Linked DNA regions of Homo sapiens: regions 2 and 3 are each linked to region 1. Evidence: read pairs that join two places in POLR2A ChIA-PET (ENCODE). Cell type or tissue: GM12878. All regions are shown on one strand. Region 1 overlaps KIF21B (kinesin family member 21B). Region 2 holds the start of INAVA (innate immunity activator). Region 3 overlaps INAVA (innate immunity activator).

Region 1 (8,000 bases):
GGAGGGAATAGTGAGTGTCTGGGAAGGGGGCCAAGAGTACTTGCAGCCAGGGCCCCACTGATTCCTTGTGGGGCCTCTGAGGTGCTTTTGTGTGCTCCTGTAGGTCAGATTATCCAAACCCTAGACTTGGAAGAGATCGATGAAATTGAGGAGGCATACACAGGTGAGTGGCAGCCCAGTCGCCCCCTCCTTGCATCTTTTAGTGGCACCGGTGTTGGTGGGGAATGCTCAGAAGTTAGGAAAAGTGAGCGGATGGACTCACAAAAATGATCATCCAGACGTGTGAAAAGGCAGGCTCATCCCCAAGGTGCTTAGGTTTTGAGGTGCTGGTCAGAGCCCTCCTGCCCCATGTTCACTCACACCCTCACCACCACGGAGCCCATTCATCAGCCAGGAGGGTCCCTTGGGTTTCTTGTAGGAGAGACAGTTTTGGGCTCCCATGTGTGGTCGAGTCCCTGGCTGCAGCTCTTTTTGAAGTCAGAGAACTTCACACACAGCTATTCTATGGGAAAGAGAGGACGCAGGGCCAGGGAGGGGCAGTGGAGAGGAGTGAGTGGGTTGGTAATGGGTGTAGGGTCAGGAGCAGGTGGGCCTCGCATCTCCCTGTGCTCATGGCAGCTATGTGGTCTTGCTTGTAATGGAGCATTGTGGACTCCTAGAAGAAACTCTTGCTCATAGTTTAAAATCCACCAGTCCCGACCCCATTGCCCGGTACATGTCTGCACCACAGGGCCTAGGCCCTCCTACCCAGCCCACTAGGACTTTCTCTGTGTTTCAGCCCTACGGCACATGCAGAGAGACTCCAACCCCACGGTCAGCTGCCTCACCACGCAGACTTTCCATATCCTGGAAGCCAAGAAGAAGCTGCTACTGGCCAAGCCCCCAACCTCCTGCTTCTGCAGGAGGAGGCCCCAAAGGCACTACTTCTGAGCCTGCATCCTTGAGTCTCAGATGTAGGCCTGGCCATTAGACCCTGTGACAATGGGGCCAGATTCCTGGGTCCTGCACTAGAAATGGAGGTGTATCCCTGCAGAATCTTTGTAATAAAAGGAAAAAGTATGCACCTTTGTGAAAATAGCTATTATGTTGTCTTTCCAGTCAATTCTTGGCCTTCTGGGGTAGAGCCACTTGTAAGCCGCCTTCTTGCCTATGCACATCTGGGTTAGGCTGACCTCTCCCTGCTCTGCCCCTCTGTTCCCTTCTCCCATTCAGCCATGGGTCTGAGGCCAGAGCCAGCCATTTCTTTTGAACCAACTTCAACTATGAGCCGAGGGAGAAGTAATGTTGGCACACATGAGGTGTTCTAGAATGCAGTTGTAAGCAACAGAGTCCACTCCAGTTGGCTTAAGAAGGAAAGTGATTTATTAAAGGATTGTTAGTGAAAAACATCCCAGAAGATCAGAGAGTTTGGGTACCACAGAGCCAGGGACAGCGCTGCTCTATAGAAACACCACCATGGCTGGCCCTTGGCACAGCCCAAACCACACCCCAAGCATCAACACTCAGGCCTGGATACTTGCCCTGCAGTGCCCTGCCTCTGCCAGGGCAGTTTTGCTTTGTTACAAGCAATGATAAAAGATAGATCTTATTAAAAATCTATTAACCGGTCAAGTGCATTGGGATGAGACCCACTTTAAAGACTGTTCTGACACCCCCACAAGTCACCCCCTCACTTTGGTCAAGCATAAAATAATGAATACAAGGTAATGAATGCATGGAAAGTAATGGATTCTAGGGCCATCTCTGTCCCAGGATGATTTTGGCCAACTCTGTTGGCTTCTCTGGGCCTCAATTCTGTAGAATGTAAATTTATAAACAGAGAGTTGGAAAACATTATCTTTGTTTTTAAAACTCAACTTCAGAGGCTGAGGAAAAGATACCTTTAAGATGCCACCTAGTTCTGACAATTGAATGGCTCTTACCAAATTCTGAGAGGTGCCATTCCCTTGTGCCTGGGAAAGCTGCCCCATAGCTTATATCCTAAACGGGATTTTTCTTGACACTCTTGCTTTCCAAATTTTCTAAAGTAAGCAGATATTATTCATGTAATCTGGAAACAAAACAACACCCCACATTAAAAGAAGAAAAGAGTCTCTTAACCCAGTGTTCCTGTCCCCCACTGCACCCTGCAGGAGCCTTGGCATCCTCGAGAGACAGGGTGAACTACATTTGGAAAAATTACCTTGTGCTGCAAACTTTCTGGAGGGTGCAGGGAGGAGCGCAGTGGCAAGAAGGAACCAGATGGCTGGAGTCCACTCCAGGTCTGGCCCGTGACCAGTTCCCCAGTGGCCGGTCTCTGGGTCTTGCCCACACACCCTGCCCAGTCTGCAGCTGGCCATGCCCAGGTGTCACTTCCTGCAGTTCACAGTGGGCTCTTCTGTCCCACTGTCAGGCAGGATCCTATGCAAAATATGGACCTGTGGGGAGCGAGGGTGGGGCGGGGAGTGGCATGGGTGATGCCGGGTCAGCCAGCCAAAAACAACTGTCCGCAAGAAGCCACCCTGCTCCTGGGGCAGGAGGCTCTGTGCCTGCCAGCGGGGCTGGCATGTCAGGGCAACTCTGCCCACTTGTGTCTCCCTCCATGGCTCAGGGTCCCTCTCTCACTCACCAAGGCCTTTCTGTTTGAGGACCAGAAGCCTCTCTAGAGGAAACCTTCCCCAGGAAGCTTCACCCTCCCACCCACGGTGACTTCTGCCTCCTACAGACTCCAGGAATTCCCTGGCCAGAGCACCTGTCACATCCATAAGTCTGGACAAACAGCAGGGGACCTGCGCAGGCTGAGGAAGCAATTTGGTTTTATATTTGGGAAACAAAGCAAAGAGAAACCCTATTATATTCCTGATACAAATATCAGGAAGTTAAGCTTTTTAATCAGTTGTGGCTGGTGATGAAGATGTGGATTCTCCCCGAGGGGCCTCTCTGCCCAGGGGATGGGCCGGAATCTCCAGGAGTTGGTGAAACAATTCATGGTTATCAAAAGGGAATATGGGTTCTTAAAGACTGAAAAGCACTGATCTAGGACAAAAATCATGGTGAGGCACAGTGACTCACGCTTGTAATCCCAGCACTTTGGGAGACTGAGATGGGAGGTAAGGCTTAAGCCCAGGAGTTCGAGACCAGCCTGGGAAACATAGTGAGATCCCATCTCTATTTAAAAAGAAAAGAAAAGACCTTTGTAGAGCTCTTTTCTTGTATGATCTTTTTATAGTCTTGCCTTCTTTCCATAAGTGGCAAGGGACCGAGATGCGTTTGGCGTGCACCACGCACAGCGTAGTCCAGGCCCTAGAGAGGTACGTGTTACGTTAGCAAAAGGCAAAGGCTGCTGTGGTTGGGGAGGTCTAGATGCAGATCCTGGCTCTGTCCTTACTAGCTGTGATCCTGGGAAAGTCACATCCATCCCGAGACCTTTCTCATTTCATAAAATGAGAATGTCACCTGTCACACAGGGCAGTGAAGACACAATGAAAAATGCTCTGAACAGTGCCTAGGATATAGCAGTTGGTCCACAAATGCTGCTGCCCACTCTTCCAGCAACTGCACCTGCCTCTGGAGACAACATATGGAGTCTGGAGGAGAATGTGACGCTCTCAAAGCTCTCTGCTTTCTAACTGGTGAAGCCCCAAACTCACAGCTCAGGAAGTTCTCATCAGGCTGGGCCCAGCCCCAGAGGCCTGCTGCACCCATTCACCCACCCACCCACCACCACCACCAACTCCCTCTCCAAAGGCCCCAGCCAAAAGTCAGCAGCCCCCTGGAAGGGGACAGGGGACACCTCCACAGACATTGGTCATTCAGGTTTTATTTATGACAACTTCTTAGAACACACACATCCAATCTAGGAACAGAAATGTACAACATGGGGCTTAAATAACTTTCATACACTATGTACAGCCATCGGCAGAGGTACAAAACATATATACACCTTGTGCTAGTCACATCATGGAGGACAGCAGGAGCCTAATGAAGCCTGCAGCCTGGGCAGGACATGATTGCTAGAAAAGAGTTGGTGGGCAGGGCAGGGCCCTGATTCATCTCAGGGGTCTTCTCTGATCCTCGGCTCTTTGTGGAGGAGTTTCTATTTCCTACTTCCCTGCAAGGCCCTCAGGACATGGTTCACAGGACTGAACTAGAGTGTGATAGGGGCTTCAAGATCATGAGTGCTGGGGATGGGGCAGGGGACAGAACAAAGGTATCAAAGAAGAAACAGAACTTTCCCTGCAAAATCTGTCCTTGCACACAAGAGGGCAGGGAAGGATCTGGGAGTCAGGAGAGGAGGGCCAGGCCCAGGAAGGCCTGTGGGGCATTGGCCACTGACCAGGAGGCTATGCCAAGCAAGGAGAGCAGCAAGCAGTTGCCTGTTTGGGATGGCAAAGGGACACATACCACAGGTCCGGGACACACAGTGGGAAGAAAGTCACTGCTCCTGCAGGGCAGGCTCTGCCCACACAAACACGATGGTGAACAGACCAGGCACAGGCAACAACCAGGGGATATGCCTGCTCCCAGCCCAGACCACATCGGGGGATGCCCCCCAGAGCTGAGAGCTAGCAGGGCAAAGAAGTGTTATGTTCCCTAACGTCACTGCAGCCACCTGCTGGTGTCTCCCTCCACCACATCAGGCACATGAGAAAGTCCCCGCAACCTTGTGTTTTCCCCATGTGGTTTTGTGCTTTAAACTGCCCTCTGCCCAGGCCACACATCCCCAGACAGGCAGCAGGGCTGGACAGCTGAGGGTGAAGAGATTCCTAGGCTGAATCCAGGGTGAGGCCACTCCCAGACCCACCGCTGTCCCTTCCCAAGGGGCTGAAGGTGGCACTCTGACCACCTCAAAGGCTTGGGTGTGCCAGGCTCCGCCTGTTAATCTTTCCTCCTTCCTTGGAAATCTCGCAAGGCAACTCCATGCGCTGCCTTTGAGAGTTCTGGCTGCTTCAGAAGAGTCCGCCACTCACGTGAAAGCAAATACTGAACTGACTGATAGTGAGGACAGGGCCCTGGCACAGGACTATGCTGAAGAGGCCCAAGGGCAGTGGGGATGGAAGACTCCTTCTATCCAGGGAACCCGCTCATAAGCTTCGAAAGCACAAAGTGGGGCTTGACCCAGGAGACTGGGAATCAGTCCAAGCTCTTCAGGCTCACTAGGGCTAGGACTCAGCCTGAACTCAGGCGTTTAGAGATTTGGGGTGCGGGGTTTAGAGAGCGCTTTACTCCTGGTCCCATGGCGTAAAGATGTGGCTGGGCCTGACAAGGCTCAGCCTCCAGTCTTAAGATGGGCACAGAAGGGCAAGAAGTAAGATGACGAGTCCCAGAATTAGGACAAGCCATGAGCCAAGGCCTGGTCTGAGCAAGGGCAGCCCCCTGTCCCAGACACAGGCACCCCCAATCTCACTTTGGACAGAGCCAACGTGGGGGGATCCTCCCGGGCCTGGGCCTGTCAAGTCTGCCTGCGGGACCCTGCCATTGTGCTCAAATCACAACCATTTTGTGCTTCCAACATTTAGGGTGCTTGTGCAGTGAGTGGAGCTGGGGGCCTGCCCCCTAACATGGACCTTGGACATCCCTGAAAGAGTGGGCAGAGAATCCAACTCTCATGAAGCACAACTCGGGGTGTCTCATGGATGTTGGGCTCAGGGCTCCTGAAGGACTTCAAGTTTAGAGAGTCAATGACACTTGCCAGGACAGCAGAGCTGGCCCCGCCGTGAGGTAGCTGACCCATCAGAAACAGCAGAAAATGGGCATGATGATGAGCACCTCTCGCAGGGCCATAAGATCACACTTCGTGCAAGAACACGCCTTGCAGCTACAGTGCAGTCACCCCAGGTGGGGCATCCCCGGCCCGGGGGTGGGAGCTCAAGGGGACAGAGTCTTACGTGTTTCTATCGCTTGTAAACAGTCATGCGGACGGATTCTTTCTTACAGGTTGCAAGGTCAAAACTTTCTGTTCAGGTTGGCGGGGAGGAGTGGGAAGAGATTTGTGGCCACATCTTAGAGCTAAGGGGGTTGCCCGGCACCCCCGGGGTGGCCAGAGGAAGAAGGATTTCCAGCCATTGCTGACAGACTGTTCAGGTCCCAGGAGACCAGCATCCAAGGGGGTCTCCTTCCTGCTATCAGCTGCCCCAGACTTCAATACCACATCCAGCAGGGCCAGCACCAGCAGGACAGCCGTCTTAGCCTCTGTGGCAGCTCCGAGGAGGGCACGGGGAAGGGACCAGGCCTCACTCAGCCTCCACTGGAGCCTGCCTCCCCCCAACACTGGGCGCCACATGGAGAGGGCTCCAAGTGCCCCAGCCCAAGACGGAGAGGAGCCAAGGGCAGAAACACAGAACCACCTCTGGAAAGTCCAAAAGTCACTGCGTCCTCTGAAGGGAGGTGGGGCTGGCTCTTGGCTCCCAGACTGAAGCGGGAAGCACAAGACCAGCGATGCAACGGAAAAACAGGGTGGGCAACTTTGGGTGGGGGTGGGGCGGGGGAGAGGGATGGAGCTCAGTCCCCCCCAAGGCCCACTCCTGTAATTCCAGAGTTCCCCCAACAGGGGGCGCCAGAACACTGATTTAACAATTTCCCCGGAGCTCCGCGTCCCCAGCCCCGGGGCAGAGAAACTCTGCCAACTCCCTCTTCCTTGATAATTTTCTGCAAGGGAGGGCCTGCGCTCCATGCCAGTTTTAAGGCCGAAAATGTGTCTCCTGAATAACCAGAGAGAGAGAAGCTGGAGAGACTCCCCGGCCCAGTGGGGGACTGCAGGGCTGGGGAGGGGCGGGGGTCAGGGTGCCGGGCTGTCCTCCCCATCCAAGCCACCTCCCAGCAGACACAGCCCCCATGCTGCTTCCTACGTGGCCCACGCAGGACTGTGGGGCAGAACCCCGGGGCCTGGGCTGTGGGGTGAGCGCCCCCGCCTTCCCGGGGGCGCTGGGCACAAGACCTCGCGAGTGAGAAGACACATGTGGTGCCGCGGGCATGGCTGGTGTAAGGCTGCCCGGCACGGGTGCCAGGCCCCGGAACGGAGGAAGGCACTGAGCGTCAGGCGGCCTAGAGGCCAGGGGTAGCTAGAAGACTCCCTGGGGGCTGTGTCGGGGACAGGCCTGAGCTGCAGAGTCGAAGGAGCAGTTCCCTCCTCTGCAAAGCAAACAGAGGAGGCGGCCCTGGAGGGCCGGGGCAGCGGACTCCCTTTGGGATTTCTGGCCCCCAAGAGCTGAGGGAAAGAATATAGGGGAAGAAACTTCAAGTCCGTTTCCAGGAGGCAACAGCAAAAAATAAAAATAACAAAATAATAAATAACTGAAGTATTTCTGACCATCTCCCCAAAGGAATCTTTCTAGCAGCTCCACCTTGGCCCCATCCAAAAGGGACCCCAGGGAACTGTTGGGGCCAGTTGGGGCTATCTGCGGGTTGCCAGAGGGTTAAGGGTTAGCTGCAAGGCCCAGCCGCCCACACCTGGTTTCCTTAGCTACCTGAGGACTTATCTTTTTGGGCTCAGAGGCAGGTGCAGTGGCTCTAGAGGCTGGGCTGGGAGAAGCGGGGAGGCCAGCTCCTCGGAAGGGTGGGATGGGGCCAGGCTGCTGCACCTCCCCACAGGGCTCCACCACTGGGCCAAAGGCCTGAGAAAGGGGCAGAGCCGGTTCAGCAGGAGACAATGTGGCCACGACTGCCAGGAGGGGAACAAGAAGGGATAATGCCCTTTGGCTTCACAGCTTAATTTCCTCCCCAGCCTCTCTCTCACCCAGAGGCTCCTGAGAGGCAGGGGAGGGATGAGGGAACAGTGTCCTGTGGGAAGGCCAAGGGAGAGGGAGGAGGGCAGGAGAGGGGGCCACGCCCTCTGTCCCCAGAGCAGCTGGCCCCATCGGCCGGGTCACAGCTTCCCTTCCATGGTGTCCAGGCTGCTGGGGTCGAGGGTCCGGGGGCATCCCTCTGACCTCACTCCTAGGGTGGGCCGCTGTGGGGTAACCGCCGGACACTCCAGAACTTCACCGTCAGGTCACTGGGGTGGAGGACAAAGTGGAGGGGTG
Region 2 (8,000 bases), 77 kb before region 1:
TGGGTCTAGGCACGCCTCCCTCTCCTCATCCGGCCCCTGGAGCAAGGGTCGGGGGAAAGGGAGAGTGGGGAAGTTCAGCCTCCTCCCCCTCTTCCTCTGCCTGGCCAGAGAGCCTGAGGATTGTGAAATTGGACCAGGATAGCTCCCTCCGGGCAGGGAGAGGACTCAGTGAGTCCCTCTACTGCGTATGGGGGAGGATGGTGCTTCAGGGTGCGAGCAGCTGCCCAGCTACCATGCAGCTTTTAGAAGCTCAGCTAAGGACATCCAACTTTGCTTCCCTTTCTCCTGCCTAGCAAGAACTCAAAGGTTTTCCCCACTTCCCTTCCACTTCCCAGAAAACCCCATCTGATGGAGAATGCTTGCCCCTTCAGCCAAAGTGGGAAGGAGAGAGAGCTGATGGGGGCTTAGCGACCTCTTCCAAATCGCACCTCCTTCCTTCCCCTACATGGGCTGAGCAGTCAGTTTCCAATGAGGACTCTGGTTTCTGCTTCCATGGTGCCTGCTTCTGAGGCCCTTGACCTCTTCCCTCTGCCTTTCACCCACTCTCTCCCCTCTGCCACAACAGGAGTCTAGGCGCCATCGCCCTCGCCTGCATTCCTGCCTGCCTATGCTTTCTCCCCACTCCAACCACTCACATGCCACTCATCTTCTAAAGGTCAGTTTGCCCAGTTCATCTCCTGGGTCAACGTTTTTCAGCAGTGTGATGGTTAATTTTACGTGTCAACTTGGCTAGGCCCAGTGCCCAGATATTTGGTTAAACATTTTTTCAGATGTTTCTAGACGGTGTTTTGTTGTTTTGTGTGTGTGTGTGTGTGTGTTTTTAGATGAGATTAACATTGAAATTAATAGACTTTGAGTAAAGCAGATTACCCTCCAATCTGTGGAAGTCCTGGTTGGAACAAAGTCTGATCTCCCTGGAGCAAGAATGAATCCTGCCAGCAGGTTGCTTCGAACTTGAACTCCAGCTCTTCCCTGGATCTCCAGCCTGAGAGTCTATCCTGCAGATTCTGGATATGCCAGCTTTCACAATCCAATGAGCCAGTTCCTTAAAATCAATCAATCTCTCTCTTGCATTCTCTCTCTCTAGATATAGCTATCTATACATACACATCTTACTGGTTCTGTTTCTCAGAGAGTGCTGATTAATTCAAGTAGCTTCTCTTCAACTTCAGTATAAAAATCTTAAATCCTCACCTAGCCCACAAGGCTCTTAGTCATCTTACCTCATATAATGCCTTTGTACAAATTAGAAAAAGCCACCCTCTCTAGGCAGATACAGCTCTGACCAAACATAGGGCGAGGTGGGTGGAGAATGGTGAACCTTCCCTCTTAGTATAGTGCACAACCTGGACAACCACATGGAGTTGCCTTACTTTTGTTTGTTTGTTTGTTGTGTGTGTGTGTTTTTAATTGAGACAGAGTCTCGCTCTGTCACCCAGGCTGGAGTGCAATGGAGTGATCTTGGCTCACTGCAACCTCTGCTGCATGGGTTCAAGTGATTCTCATGCCTCAGCCTCCTGAGTAACTGGGACTACAGGCTCCCAGCACCATGCTCGCTAATTTTTTTTGTATTTTAAGTAGAGATGGGGTTTTGCCATGTTGCCCAGGCCATTCTTGAACTCCCGACCTCAGGCGATCCGTCCGTATTGGCCTCCGAAAGTGCTGGGATTACAAGCGTGAGCCACCGCGCCTGGCCGTTCGTTGTGGGTTTTTTGTTGTTGTTGTTGTTTTGAGACAAGGTCTTGCCCTGTCTCCCAGGCCGGAGTGTAGTCTCGGGATATTGGCTCACTGCAACCTCCGCCTCCCTGCTCAAGTGATCTTCCCACCTCAGCCTCCCAAGTAGCTGGGACTACAGGTGCGTGCCACCACTCCTGGCCAATTTCTTTATTTTTTGGTAGAGACAGGTTTTCACAATGTTGCCCAGGCTGATCTCCAACTCCTGACCTCAGTCGATCCTCTGGCCTGGGCCTCCCAAAGTGCTGGGATTATAGGCGTGAGCCTCTGCGTCTGGCTGCCCTGCTTCTGGATGAGCCACTGACTGACGAATTAGCCTCGTCTCTCTTCCATGTTCTTTCCCTTTACTCCTTCCTCATCCCAAACCCTAACCTCCCTGCAGCTCCTGGAACCTGCTGTGCTCCCTTGCTGCTGTGCTTTTGTACACCTGTCACTGCTGTTTCAAGTCCCTCTCTTATTTTCTGGTATTGCTTCCTCTGGCCAAGTTTTGCCGAGGCTCAGCCTGGGTCAGCCTTCCCTCTTCTTGCCCGGGGTCCTAGCCCTTACTTCAGGTACTGTGCTGCTTCATCACTCGTCTAGATTGGAGAATCCTCCAGTGAATGGGGCTTGAGCTTTGATCCATCGTGCTGGGCACTAGTAGGTGCTCAATAAATGTTTATTGAACAACTGAAAACCGGGAAGTGAATGAATGGATGAACGGGGACACAGCAGCTCGCAGCGGGCAGCAGGAGGCGCTCGCCGGGAGGGTGCTCCTTCCCTTCAGCCAGCCGGAGTTCAGCCAGCGGGCCCGGCGGGAGGAGTGGGAGTGGGCCGGGGCCAGGGCCGGGGAGAGGGGCCATCCCCGCGCGACCCGCAGCGCCGCACAGCGAGGGGGAGGGCGCCTGCGGGGAGGACAGGGTCGGGGGAGCGCCCTTCCGCAGGCTCCTTTCATTCTTCCACTTAGGGGTCTCCAGGAATGAAAACTGGCCCCAGCCAGGCCAGAGCGCGCGAATGAAAGGCGGCACTGGGACCAAGAGAGAAGCTTCGTCCCGCCTGGGCTGCGGAAACTGGCGGCGCCAGGGGTGTCCCACCGCGCGGGCGTCCGAAAGCGGGGCAAAGGGGACAGCCTCGCCCCTCGAGCGGCTGCTCCCGCAGCTCGCTCACCCCTGCGGGTACGTCGTCACTCCCGCGTGCGGCCCCGTCCCGACTCTTGGATCGGACTCTTCAGTCCCTTCTTGCGTCTTCCCCTCTTTCCTCTGGGCCTTGGTATGCCCCAGGGGACAGATGTCTTGGGATCTTTAACATTTGGGATGCTGCAAATGCCGAAGTTAAATGAAATACCTCCGGGGAGGGCAGGCCGCAGGGAGGCTCGGGGGGAGGGAAGATGGCCTGGACAAACAGGTCCTGAAGCTGCGAGGCTGGAGTGGAGGGCGCAGGGGCAGGCGGGCGGCGCCAGAGCTCCATGGGACAGGTAAGCGGGAAAACTTCGGGGCACCCAGTGCGGGTGAACTGGGGCGGGGGATCGGGCCCCTGAACCCACGGTCTTCAGCCTTAGCGGAGGGTGCCCTACAGGGAATGGGGTAATTTTTTCAAAGGGGCAGGAATTCTGAGTTCCTACCAAAAATGCACATTTCCAGTCCCTCAACCTTTCTCCTTCGACCTTCTTCGTGCCTGTGGATCTTCCTGGCCAGGTTCCGGGAAGCCAGAAAGCAGCCAAACAAAAGGAGCAAAGTCTCGGGCCAGCCTGGATGTGGAGGGCGCAGTGGGGGAGGGGAGCAGGGTGGACAGGACAAAGGGGCTTTTTAGAGAAAGCCTAGAGGTCTCATTTCAGGGCGCATTCCAAGCTGGCTTGGAGTTCCCCTGTCCCAGCCCACTTCACCTTTGCTTAGTGGAGGCGAACACCTTTCCTAGTGAGCAGGGAGCAGACGCGAGTAAGAAAACAGTGAAGGAACCATCTCCTACCCCTCTTGCCTGGAGGGTCCCGGGCTATTTCACTTCTTCCTTTTTTCACTGTTGTCTCTAGCGCTGGCCATTGATTCCTTAATTCTTGAAGTAAGATTTTAGCAGTGCCTGAGACTACTTTGCTGGGGGCTGTTGGGGATGTGAAGATGGTAGGACGAGGCCCTTGCTTTAAAGAACTTCCAATCTGGTGTTATCAGAAGACCCTAAAAGAAGGAACTTTTTTTTAAAAAAAATGGAGAGTGGATGGCTACAGCGCTGGGGAAGAGTTTTCTGACTCGGGACTTTTCCTCAGGAAACGAAAACACTGAAGAGGTCCAGTTTCTCTTCCCTGGGGAAGGGCTCTTGTCTGCAAAGATCAGATTCCAAGTACTATAATGTTTTGCAAGGAAATACCACTTCCTCACCAACTGGTGGTCTGGACGGCACTCTGGGGTTTGGGGCTGGGGCATCAGTCCCCTGACTCCCCGGCCTGACTGGAGTGGGGAGCTGTTTCAGATTCCCAGCTGGCCTCTGGAGTGCCCACCTCCCCCATTGGTATTTTGAATTGAATGACATGGCCATCAGAGAGCTCCAAGGATGGCTCCCCGGGGTTCTTGGCAGGAGGTTTGGTTAGCCAGCTCCCTTCCAAACCTCAGATTCTGCAAGGTTGGGAAATATTGAGCGTGAATTTGGGGGAGCAAGGTGTTTTTGAGAATTCCAAAGGATCAATGCAAACAGTGAGATTGAGCATCTGTACTAACCTCCCCTGAAGTCAGAGATGGAGGATTACCTGAGGGCAGGGATTCTTAACTGGGTTCATTGGCATTAGGCATCTGTAGATGGAATTCAGAGGATGTGTAAACTAGGTGAGGCAAAAAAAGATATCATTGTTTTTCACCAACCTTTAACAGATTTTAACATCACCTTTAGTTATGAAGACAACAAATCACAGTAGCATTGGCAGTACCTGTGACTTTGCCATTAATAGAATTCATAGTTTCATATCACACTGCAGTCACAGCAGTCTTGAAATGTTGTTTACACTCAGCCCTTGTGTGAAATTACCCACTGCTAGACCCTGCTTAATGTTAATAAAGAAGCATATATATTGCTATGTTTTTATATTTTTAGAACTTTATTTCATATAATTGACTTTTTTAGTGATCTTCTTAATTTTATTTTATGCTCAAGAAATGTGAACTGTGAGCCAATTCACAGCTGGTAGAAACTTCCACCAACCCCCACCTGGAGCTGGAGATGGGCAAGGTGGAGGAAGGGCCGCTTATGCCCAGAGTCAACCCCTCTCTGTTTGACTTTGTAAGAAAGTGCCAAGCCTCTATGGGGAGGGACGGTGTGTCACGGAGGACTGGGGAAGGGCAGGGCTGCAGGCTCTTTGGGAGACCCAGAGAACAAGCTCCCAATGGGGCGGGGGGAGGAAGAACTGTCCCCTCTTAGGGCCCCTCAGCCTCAGCCTGGGCAGAAAATGAGGTGGTCAGCCTGGAGCACTCTGGGGCTAGCATTGTTTGGAAAAAGGGTGTGTACAGGAATGTGAAGGTGTGCTGGGTGTGTGTACCGGAGCAGTGGGGGATGCTGGGGGACTCCAGCCCCATGAGTTCCGCTCCACAGGAGATGCCTGGTGAAAGCAAACTTCCTCTGTCATCCCTGCACTTGGGGGTAGGGAGTGGGGACAGGACTTTTTAGGGGCTGGGGGAGGGGAAGCAATCCAGACATGTATTGAGGCACTGGAATCTGGGTCGGGGGAATGGTGGGAAGATCAGAGAGTGGGGGGAAAGGGAGGTGGTAAGATGAAGACTTGAGGGGTGCAGCCTGCTGGGGACAGGCCAGGCAACAGTCAGCGTTAGCTCTGCTTCCGCCTTGAAATAGGCTAGATTCCAGTTTCCCATTTGCTTGGGGGTCGGTGGGATGGGAGATCTTGAGGCTTATTTTTTATAGGAAATAAGTTCCATTTTGGTCTCTGGCTCCTTGCATTTGGGGAGTGGACTTAGGGTCTGGGGTCACAGTGGACCTCCTGTGGAGTAGGAAACAGGACTTGGGCTCAGGTCAGTGCCTGTCAGTGCCCCATGAACATGCGTTGCTGGGGGATGGATGTAAATAATCAACAGAGAAGTGATGGCCTCGATACCCTTGGGGGACAATGTCTGGGATAAAAAGAACAGCCTGATCCTCTCTCTCTAGGATTCTAGAACTTCTGCATATTGGAATTCCAGCTGCCTTGCCTGAGGTTTTAAAATCCTCACTCGGGAGAGATAAAACCCAGGCCTTGGTCTTCATTTCCATATGTGGGGAAGAGCAGTGACCCATCCCTGTCAGTTTGTAAATGTCCTGCTTGTTTTTTCCATGGACAGTGGACATTTCACCTTGCTTCCGGGGTGCTTAACAGGCCTCAATTTCTGGAAAGAGAAACTGAGGTCAAAGGAAGGCAGGGAGAGCCAGGGTCAGGACAGGAGGGCACGCAGGTACCTCACAGCTCAGAATGTTGTACTAGGGTCTCTTGAGGCCATGAAGACATGACTCTTGTTGTTGTCTTCTTTGGGGATTCCTCCATGGGAGCCCCTTTTTCCCTGCTACCCTCCTGCCCCCCGGAAGTGCAGAGGCCCAGGAGCTGCCTGCTGGCACCAGTTGCACGGGATTAGTTCAGGGAAGGACTTGCTCACCTGCTCCTCCCCTCTGACTCAAGTCATAACAAGTAACCTGGTTCCCCTGGCCCGGCAGCCTGGGAGGGACGGCAAGGTAGGCAGGTGAGCCGAGACGGACGGACGGCCAGCAGCTCCGTCAGCTGGAGAGAGAGCACAGGCCTGTGGCTTGGGAGACCCTGAGGCGACATGTGAGGGCCCTGAGCCCCCTGACTGGAAGCAGGGGCTGTTTTTCAACTCCTGGACTAAAGCCCAGAAGCAGGTGAGGGCGGGGGAGGTGGAATGGGTCTTTGGGGCTGAGAGCAGGCTGGCCTGGGAGTGGAGGAGCCCAAGCAGTGGCCATCACCCCCCTCCGACCCCCACCCCCGCCAGCCTATGTCTGGTGTGTAGGGATGACAGAGGGGTGCTGGTGGGCTTGGACGGGAGCCTGTTCTTGTGGTTGCCTAGGCCTTAGTTTCCACCAGAGGGAGAGCAAGCAGAGATGAGCTGGGACAGGCAGGCCTGAGACCTGGCTTTGGGGGACACACTTGGGATAGAGGAGGATCCCCCATGGCCCGGCCTGAGGGAAGGTGCTCTGGAGTTTCCCTCCCTCCCTCTGTGCCCCTTCTGGTCTCCTCTGCCTTTTTCTGGGGACATTGTTCAGCCGGGTGGGCTGCTTTTTAGGGCCCAGTACTGGAGCTTGAAGAGGCCCAGGAGGGATCCCTGTGTTAGGGAGGGGGTGGGGATGTTACCTGAACTGCCTTTATCTAAAAGCAATGCCTTAGACACTTAAGACTCATAGCCTCCTGGGTGGGGGTGGTGCCCTCGCTCTCACCTGTTGACTCTGGGGCAGGTTCCCTACAGCTGTGGAGGGCGGCCTCGGCAGAGGCAGATGTGAGGGTCCGCTATGTGGCTGTACGGGTTTCCTTCTTGGCCTGACATTGACCAAGAGGTCGAGATTCAGACCGGGGACCTGGAAAGGCTTTAGACACTGTGCAGTCTTTATTGTGCACAGGAGGAAAGGAAGCCCCGGGAGGCCTGGTGACTTCCCCAAGGTAGTACAGACCGCAGCAGAACCAAGCCTTGAGCCCACAGCCAGGGGCTCTGGGCATCTGACGCTGTTCTCTTTGCTCTACTTGGGGCAGCAAGTCATCCCAGAGAGGACCCAGCATCAGGCTGGGACCACTGGGAAGATCAGTGCCTCCCCTTTGATGCTGGCAGTCAGAGACTGGGCTGAGCTGGGAGAAGGGGAAGCTGGCGGAGACGGGAGGCGTGCTAAGGTACCCCTCTGTCCCTGTAAGTCCCCACTCCTCTGCAACAGTCTCAGAGCCCCTGAGAAGCAGGGGCTGAGTTGGCCCAACTTTCCAAGGCAACTACTTAGTGGTTAATAATTAATTAGCAAGCGTGACTAATTAATGGCTTCCCCTCCCACATTACTTCCTCCTCTGTGCAAAGCAGACACACTCAGCATGCTAGCTGAGACCACCTTGCTTCCTACCTCTGGCTGCACCCTGCTCTTGGCTTCTGGGGAGGGTGGGAGGATGGCTAGGGTGGGTGGGAAGGGGTGGGGGTGAGCTGCCTGCTCCTCTGTCCTGTTCTTATCTCTACGAGGGATAGAGTTTGGGACAGATGGACAGTGCAGAGCTAATAGTCATCCTAAGTATCCTGCGGGGTGGGGTTCCAGAATATATGGCCAATCTTTCAGAACTTTGG
Region 3 (8,000 bases), 62 kb before region 1:
CAAAAATTAGCCAGACATGGTGGTGCATGTCTGTAGTCCCAGCTACTCGGGAGGCTGAGCCAGGAGAATCCCTTGAACCTGGGAGGTGGAGCCCAGGATCAAGGGAGCCGAGATCGTGCCACTGCACTCCAGCCTGGCAACAGAGTGAGACTTTGTCTCAAAAACAAAAAACAAAACAAAACAAAAAAACAGGAGGCCAGGTGCAGTGGCTCACACCTGTAATCCCAGCACTTTGGGAGGCCGAGGCGGGTGGATCACTTGAGGTCGGGAGTTCAAGACCAGTCTGACCAACATGGAGAAACCCCATCTCTACTAAAAATACAAAATTAGCCAGGCATGGTGGCGCATGCCTGTAATCCCAGCTACTCGGGAGGCTAAGGCAGGATAATCACTTGAACCCAGGAGGCGGAGGTTGCGGTGAGCCGAGATTGCACCATTGCACTCCAGCCTGGTGACAAGAGCGAAACTCTGTCTCAAAAAAAAAAAAAAAAAAAAGGGAAAAAAGCAAACAACCCAAAAACCGAAATAAAAAACCACCCTGCCCCCTTGGGCTCCATACAAGGGTAATTTAGTTTGGGAAAGTAACTGCTAGGTGAGAGTCATCAGCCATACTTTGCAGTGGCAGGGAGCAGTCAGGTGTTGAGCTCATTTACTAGAGTGAACCGCATGAGGGCCACCCAGCACCCACCTGTGCAATGTAATAGGCACTCTGGATGCATCTGTTGATCAACAACACCAGCCATTAGCCACATCCTCATAACATTTTTTTTTTTTTTTTGAGACGGAGTCTTGCTCTCTCATCCAGGCTGGAGTGCAGTGGAGCCATCTCAGCTCACTGCAACCTCCACCTACCGGGTTTAAGCGATTCTCCTGCCTCAGCCTCCTGAGTAGCTGGGACTGCAGATGCGTGCTGCCACGCCCAGCTAATTTTTGTATTTTTAGTAGAGATGGGGTTTCACCAAATTGTCCAAGCTAGTCTCGAACTCCTGACCTCAAGGGATCCTCCCGCCTTGGCCTCCCAAGTGGTGGGATTACAGGCGTGAGCCACTGCGCCTGGCCGCTCATAGCATTTCTGAGATGGTGGAAGTGTTCTGTATCTGTGCTGTCCAATACAGTAGCCACTCGCTGCATGTGGCTATGGAGCATTTGAACTGTGCCTAGTGTGACTGAGGAACTGACTTTATTTAGTTTTAATGAAAATAGCCACATGCGGCTAGTGGCAACTGTGTTGGACAGCATAGCCTTGGGGGAAGCTCAGCATTTGTGAGTAAAATCTCCACCGTTACCCCTCTGTCTGGGGTGTCCTGCGATGCTGCTGCGGGGCAGGGGAACGCTGAGCTAGGGCAGGGTTGGGACAGTTGCTGAGATAGTGAGCAGCTCTCAGAAACCTGAATCTTTTTTTTTTTTTTTCCAATCTTTTTAGAGACAGGGTCTTGTTCTGTTGCTCAGGCTGGAGTGCAGTAGTGTGATCATACCTCACTGCAGCCTTGAACTCCTGGGCTCAAGTGATCTTCCTTCCTCAGCCTCTAGTAGCTGGGACTACAGTCATGTGCCACCACACCCAGCAAATTAAAACAAAACAAAACAAAAAAACTATTTTAGAGATGGGATCTTGCTATATTGCCCAGGCTGGTCTCAAACTCCTGGTCTTAAGCAAACCTCCTGCCTCAGCCTCTGGAGTAACTAAGATTATAGGTGTGCCTGGCCCAATGAAAATCTTTATTCCTAAGGTTTTTATAAAAGATCAAAGGCAGGAGACCAGAATTCAGTAAGAGGGGGTCTCTTTAATTGAACCCTAAAGCAAAGGCTACTTGTGAGCCAAGCAAAGCATGGGCTGGCTGGCTACTCAGGAGTCAAGCCCAGCTCCTGGTACCGTATGTCCTAGAAATCTACTGCCTGCTCTGGGTAAAGATTTTTTCATTAAATTGCGGAGCAGGCTGAGCATGTTGGCTCAAGCTTGTAATCCCAGCACTTTGGGAGGCCAAGGCAGGAGGATCTCTTGGGCCCAGGAGTATGAGACCTGCCTGGACCACACAGGGAGACCCTGTCTCTACAAATAACTAAAATAAAAAAATTGGATAGGCATGGTTGTGGACACCTATAGTCCCAGCTACTCAGGAGTCTGAGGTGGGAGATTGATTGAGCTCAGGAGGTCAAGGCTGCAGTGAGCTGTGATCGGGCCACTGCACTCCAGCCTAGGCAACATTGTAACAACCCATCTTTAAAAAGATGGGTTAAACCTTTGTGGAGCAAAGGTTAACAAACTTTTCCATAAAGAGCCAGACAGTACATATTTTAGTCTTTGTAGGCTCTTTGGTCTTTATCACAACTGTTCAACTCTGCTACTTCAGTGCTAAAACAGCCAGACATTACATAAACAAATTCATAGCCGTGTTCCAATAAACATTTATTTACAAAAGCAGCTATTGAACTGGATTTGACCCCTGGGCCATAGTTTGCTAACCTCTGTTGTAAGGGATTTCAAGATGGTTGGAACTTTTTACTTTTTTTGAAACTTCCTGGGCAATGCCCATGCATTTGAGATGCAAGCTCACAGGGGAGAGCCCATAAAGGGTTGTGGTTAAGAGCAGACTCCAGTCAGACTGTCTGGGTGTGAATTCTGACTCAACCACCTTTGTTGAATGTATAACCTAAACCACGTTACTCAACTCCTCTGAGACGTGGTTTCCTCAACTGTCACTTGCAGGTGATAATATCTACCTTACGTGGTTGTTATGAGAATTACCTGAATTAATATATATAAAGTGCTGTATTTAGAAATGTATTGGCACAGTAGAAACATTAGCAATTATTACTTTTTCCTCATCTTCATTCTCAAACACAGTTGAAAATGTTTCGTGAGTTCCATCCAGGTCACTTTAGGCTTATTCTCAAGATCTGAAGGCCTGGCCGGGTGTGGTGGCTCACGCCTGTGATCCCAGCACTTTGGGAAGCCGAGGTGGGTGGATCACCTGAGGTCAGGAGTTCAAGACCAGCCTGGCCAACCTGGCAAAACCCCGTCTCTACTAAAAATACAAAAATTAGCCAGGCATAGTGGTGTGTGCCTGTAATCCCAGCTACTCGGGAGGCTGAGGCAGGAGAATCGCTTGAACCTGGGAGGTGGAGGTTGCAGTGAGTCGAGATCACACCACTGCTCTCCAGCCTGGGTAAGAGAATGAGACTCCATCTCAAAAAAAAAAAAAAAAAAAATCTGAAGGCTTAAGTTTCTTCAAAAGCAATAGCACAAATGAGTTCCCTCTGATTTCTTAGGTAAAAAGTGCTGCTATACCATGAAGTAAAGTCACACTGAATTTCCTTCAGGTGACTTGCCAGATCACCAACTGAAGAAACTTCCCTGGGGCCAGCTGGCCAGACCTTATCTTAAATTCAAATTCCTACCTTGCGTTCCTCTTGTTGTTGGTAACACAGGAGGTCTCACATTGGGATCTTTGAATTGTGTTTGTGATGTGAGATGATTATACAAAAGTTAGAGTGAAATTCCCTTTTTTTTATTTGAGACAGGGTCTCACTCTGTTGCCCAGGCTGGAGTGCGGTGGTGTGATCACGGCTCACTGCAGCCTCGACCTCCCAGGCTCAAGTGATCTTCCCATCTCAGGTTCCCAAGTAGCTGGGACTACAGGCATGCACCATCATGCCTGGCTAATTTTCGTATTTTTTGTAGAGACCAGATTTCACCATCTTGCCCAGGTGGGTCTTGAACTCCTGGGCTTAAGCCATCTGCTGCCTTGGCCTCCTAAAATGCTGGGATTACAGGCATGAACCACCGCGCCTGGCCATGAAATTCTTTTTATCCTAAGGGCCTTCCAAAATGACCCTTTGTCTTTCCTTTCCACTACCAAGAAGCCCTGCCAGAGGACACCCTTTTTCTTTTTTTTTGACAGGTGGGGAAACTGAGGTCTAGAGCATTGAAATGGTTTATTCAAGGTTGCATAGCTAGTATCAGAGTCAGGATTAAAATCAGGTTTCCTGTCTCCTAGCTCTGCCTTCTATTTTTTTCTACTTCCATGTAGTAAGTTTACAGCCAGGCCAGGCACAGTGGCTCATGCCTATAATCCCAGCACTTTGGGAGGCCAAGGTGGGATGATCACTTGAGCCTAGGAGTTCAAGATCAGCCTGGGCAAGACAGCAAGACCTCTTCTCTACAAAAAAAATAAAATAATTTAGCTGGGTGTGCTGGCATGCCCCTGTGGTCTCAGCTACTTGTGAGGCTGAGGTGGGAGGATCCCTTGAGCCTGGGAGGTCAAGGCTGCAGTGAGCCATGATCACACCACTGCACTCCAGCCTGGGCCACAGGGTAAGACCCTGTCTCTTAAAAAAAAAAAAAATCACTCCCAATGTGTATTTAGCACACAGAGGGTATTTCCTCATAACTGATGCTGTCCTGGGGGAGTGATCAGGCCTGAGCTGCTCAGCACTGCTGGTTACTCATATCTGTTTGTTCATTTCTTCACTTCCTTCTCTTCTCTCCCCTTTGTCTTTCGCAGAGCTCAGTGCCTCTGATGACAGCTCCCTGTCAGATGGGCTCCTCCTGGAGGAAGGTGAGAAGGACGTTTGGGGGACTATTGTCAAGGCTGGACTCCTACTGCAAGACCATGGGGTTTGGGCAGTTTGCTGGTGTGGAATTTAAGTGGGAGTGAAGGCTAGGGTGCCAGGCTTAGGGTTTCCGCTTGGACTTCATGTCAATTTCCGCATGTCCTTGCACATGCTCAGTTGAAGATGGGGAATGTGCGATCATCTCCCATTCTGGAAGCTCATTATTTTTACAGGGAAAGGAAAGGTGAACTCCAAGAGAGCTGATCAACCCCAGATGTCCCTCCTTCACCCTTGGGTGTGATTTCAAGATGCACCAGTCAGAGCCAAAGAGCAATCTGCCCACAATCATTGCTGTTTTTTAAAAGAAGGGAGCAGGAAGGAAACACAAGTCTATAGATTAAGAACCCTGTGTACAAACCATGAGGATGCCAGGGTCAAGGTGGATCGAGAAGCTGTTGCAGTCCTGCCCAGGGGAGTGCCCAAGCCAATAAGGAAATAAATAGGCCATATGGGCATGGCAGGAACAAGAAAAATAGGTAAACAAAAGATAACTGCAGACATGGTACCAGGAACAAAGGTTAGAAAGTGGAGCACTGTAAGCCCAAGAGAGTCAATCTGGGAGGCTTCTTGAAGGAGGAAGGCATAAAATAGGGCTGTGTGGGAAGAAGTAAGTCCCAAAGGAGAAGAAAACATGTTTGAGCATCTAGGGCTGGAGCCATGGCCTGCAGCAGCTGCACAAGCCAGCATGGGAGGGAGAGCGGCGAGGCATGGGCTGTGGTTTGTGGAGGTTCTTGTTGGGCCGGTTCCCCCAGCCTCTGGCCTTACCAGGTTTCTTTTACTCCTGCAGAGGAATCCCAAGTGCCAAAACCTCCTCCAGAGTCTCCAGCCCCACCTTCTCGGCCTCTCCCACCCCAAACCCTTGAGGGTCTGCAGCCAACAGGACCTGAGGCTGGGAGCCCAGAACGGGCTCCAGTCCAGAACAGCCCCTGGAAGGAAACCAGCCTGGACCACCCCTATGAGAAGCCCAGGAAGTCTTCTGAGCCCTGGAGCGAGTCCAGGTCAGGATCAGGGGGAAGGGAGAAGGGCAGGGCAGGGCAGGGAGTCGGTGGGAGCTATGCTGGGGATGGCTATAGGCTGGGCAGATGGAAAAGTGGAAAGGTGGAGGAGAGAGCTCCTGCAGTCGTGGGATGGAGGTGTGAGCCTTGATAGTTCCCCAAGGGTGCTGGCAGTTTGCCCTACTAACTTTGGGAGCCCCTTCCACTGCATCCCCATTCTTCTGCACCTCTTGAGCCCCTGAATGGAGGCATTCCTGCCACTGACCTGTCTCTAATCCTTTTGCAGCAGCCCAGCCACCACACCACAGGATGGGCCCAGTGCCTCCAGCCTGTGGCTTCTGGAGCCTGCCTCCTACCACGTGGTTCCCATCCGTGGTGTTCCTGGCCAGTGGCAGGGCCGCACCAGTGCCCCAGCCACCCCTGAGATACAGGGGAGGAGGGGCCAGTCGCAGTCTCTGAGGTAAGAGACAGCTTCCCCAGAGAGATGGGGGACCCACTTAGAGCTTATCGTTGGAGGGTGGGAGCTCCCAGGACACAGGTGGGACAACCCTGGGTGACACATGGCTAGTGCCTTGACTTCTCTTAGGATCTCTTCTTGGGGCGCCTCTTGACAGAGAATGCACTGCACCCCACTAAGCCAAAGGCCATCCATGAAGCAAGTGGTTTTCTTCCAAAGACTCTAGTTTTGTCTTTTTGCATAACTTGATTCAAATTTTCTACCCTTGCCATGTTTCCTTGTGCTGGTAGATTATTATTGGTCACTGACAATAGGCAACTCACTTTTTCAATTGATGCACAGTTGATTCTCATTATCTGTGGTAGTTATGTTCTATAAAGTAAAATTGACGCAAATCCTGAATTAGCAAATACTGAACCCTTGCCCCTGGGGAAATATAGGGTTAGGTTCCCGTGAGCCTTTGGTCACGACATTTTGCATCAACTGATTAATATATAACCTTATGTTATGTGAGTTTCTGCTTAAGGACACCTTACTTAATATGGGTTGTTGATTCATTAACTCATGGCCAACAGCACTGTAACTCATACCCAGATGAAGCTTACCTAGCACACATATTTTCTCCACAAGGCACACCACAGCCTTTTCCCAGTATGCCTTAGGGAGGAACAGTAGACAGCACTTTGGCACTGTATTTGGGGGCATTTTAAACAGCAGAATCACTAATCAAAGCAAAAACACACACAGTACATAAATATGCCACAAAAAGGACACTGTGCACTTACAGCATGAGAACTGAAACATGAGGGCAGAACATGGCCTCGTTTAACCTCAGAACTTAAAGAGACTCAAATTTGTCACTTTTCTGCAGTGTCCAAGAATGACCATGAAAGCACTGTGTATATTGCTTTGGGGATTAAAAATAAAGTTTAGCAACTAGGAAAATTACAAATACTGAATCTGCAAATAATGAGAATTGACTGTATGTTACTTTCTAAGTCATCTGCTACTTGGTAATAGTTTAAATGGCTAAGCGTTGACAGGCAGTATTGGCCATACCATATGGGGACTGGGGCACCATGAAAGCACTGCTGAATTCTCCATCAGCTTAAATTGGCTGGTCAGGCAGCACTGAACTGGGGGCAGCTTGGGACAACTGCTCTCAAGTAAAGCAATGGATTTTGTTTAATTTTTAAATTTTTTTTGAGGCAGAGTCTTGCTCTGTCATCCAGCCTAGAGTATAGTGGCGCAATCTTTGCTCACTGCAACCTCCGCCTCTCAGGTTCAAGCGATTCTCCTGCCTCAGCCTCCTGAGTAGCTAGGATTACAGGCGTCCGCCACCACACAGCAATAGATTTTATATTTTACATGCTACGAGGGCCATTTTACAAACCATGCCTTTGTGCAAATTAGGAAAAGGCAGACACAGCCCCATACCTGGGTGCATTAGTAGAGTGAAGTGAAGGCTGGATTTCAGCCCCTGCCGGTCTTGGGCTGCAGGTAACTGCTCTGGGTACCACATGACAGCTTTTACACGTTCAAGTAAGGTACCTGGCAGTGCCTACCGAACAGATGCTGTGGATGATCTGCCACTGGACACGGTGTACCTAAGCTGAAAGTACTTAATGTAGTACTTTAAAAAAAGTAGTTAATGTAGTACTTTAAAAAAAGTAGTTAATGTAGTACTTTAAAAAAAGTACTTAATGTAGTACTTTAAAAAAGTACTTAATGTAGTACTTTAAAAAAAGTACTTAATGTAGTACTTTAAAAAAAGTACTTAATGTGCTACTTGATGTAGCACACTTTACACGAATCACAAGCTTGTGAATGCAGCAGGAACACTTTTGCACACAGGGAAGGAATGCGTTGGCACCCACGCAGCCCGGCAGAGGGTTTGTTGGTTTGCTTTGGGAGACTTGACCTAAGACCCTTGC

What was found. ChIA-PET counts read pairs that join two places held together with the same protein. Peaks named below come from ENCODE experiments on the same cell type or tissue, not always from the same donor. Only the 100,000 strongest peaks of a DNase experiment are listed, where the experiment ranks them.
Region 2: POLR2A ChIA-PET joins it to region 1 with 27 read pairs; 7 of 35 experiments call an interaction of 5 or more read pairs at or near these places.
Region 3: POLR2A ChIA-PET joins it to region 1 with 10 read pairs; 6 of 35 experiments call an interaction of 5 or more read pairs at or near these places.

The regions. Positions count from the first base shown.
Region 1 is chr1:200,965,607-200,973,606 of GRCh38, forward strand. It overlaps KIF21B (kinesin family member 21B), which reads right to left. Exons shown (of 35, transcript NM_001252102.2): 35 at 3,784-7,972. The coding sequence ends at 7,915. It also overlaps the pseudogene MROH3P. Among named protein-coding and RNA genes, the nearest start is that of KIF21B, 54 kb to the right of the region's middle. RefSeq lists an enhancer at 5,469-5,648. In GM12878, CTCF peaks have their summits at 4,597 (motif pointing left) and 6,522 (motif pointing right); DNase peaks (open chromatin) are centred at 4,525 and 5,885.
Region 2 is chr1:200,888,518-200,896,517 of GRCh38, forward strand. It overlaps INAVA (innate immunity activator), which reads left to right and starts at 6,383. Exons shown (of 10, transcript NM_001142569.3): 1 at 6,383-6,570. RefSeq lists enhancers at 2,343-3,171, 6,277-6,787, 6,788-7,299, 7,300-7,810 and silencers at 2,484-2,603, 2,614-2,733, 2,824-3,118. In GM12878, CTCF peaks have their summits at 2,454 (motif pointing right) and 3,161; no DNase peak of the experiment used is centred here; H3K4me3 peaks cover 2,521 bases; H3K27ac peaks cover 2,630 bases.
Region 3 is chr1:200,903,329-200,911,328 of GRCh38, forward strand. INAVA (innate immunity activator) reads left to right here. Exons shown (of 10, transcript NM_001142569.3): 6 at 4,506-4,559; 7 at 5,402-5,612; 8 at 5,896-6,069. Among named protein-coding and RNA genes, the nearest start is that of INAVA, 12 kb to the left of the region's middle. RefSeq lists a silencer at 2,605-2,724. In GM12878, a CTCF peak has its summit at 4,545 (motif pointing left); DNase peaks (open chromatin) are centred at 2,617, 4,453 and 6,643.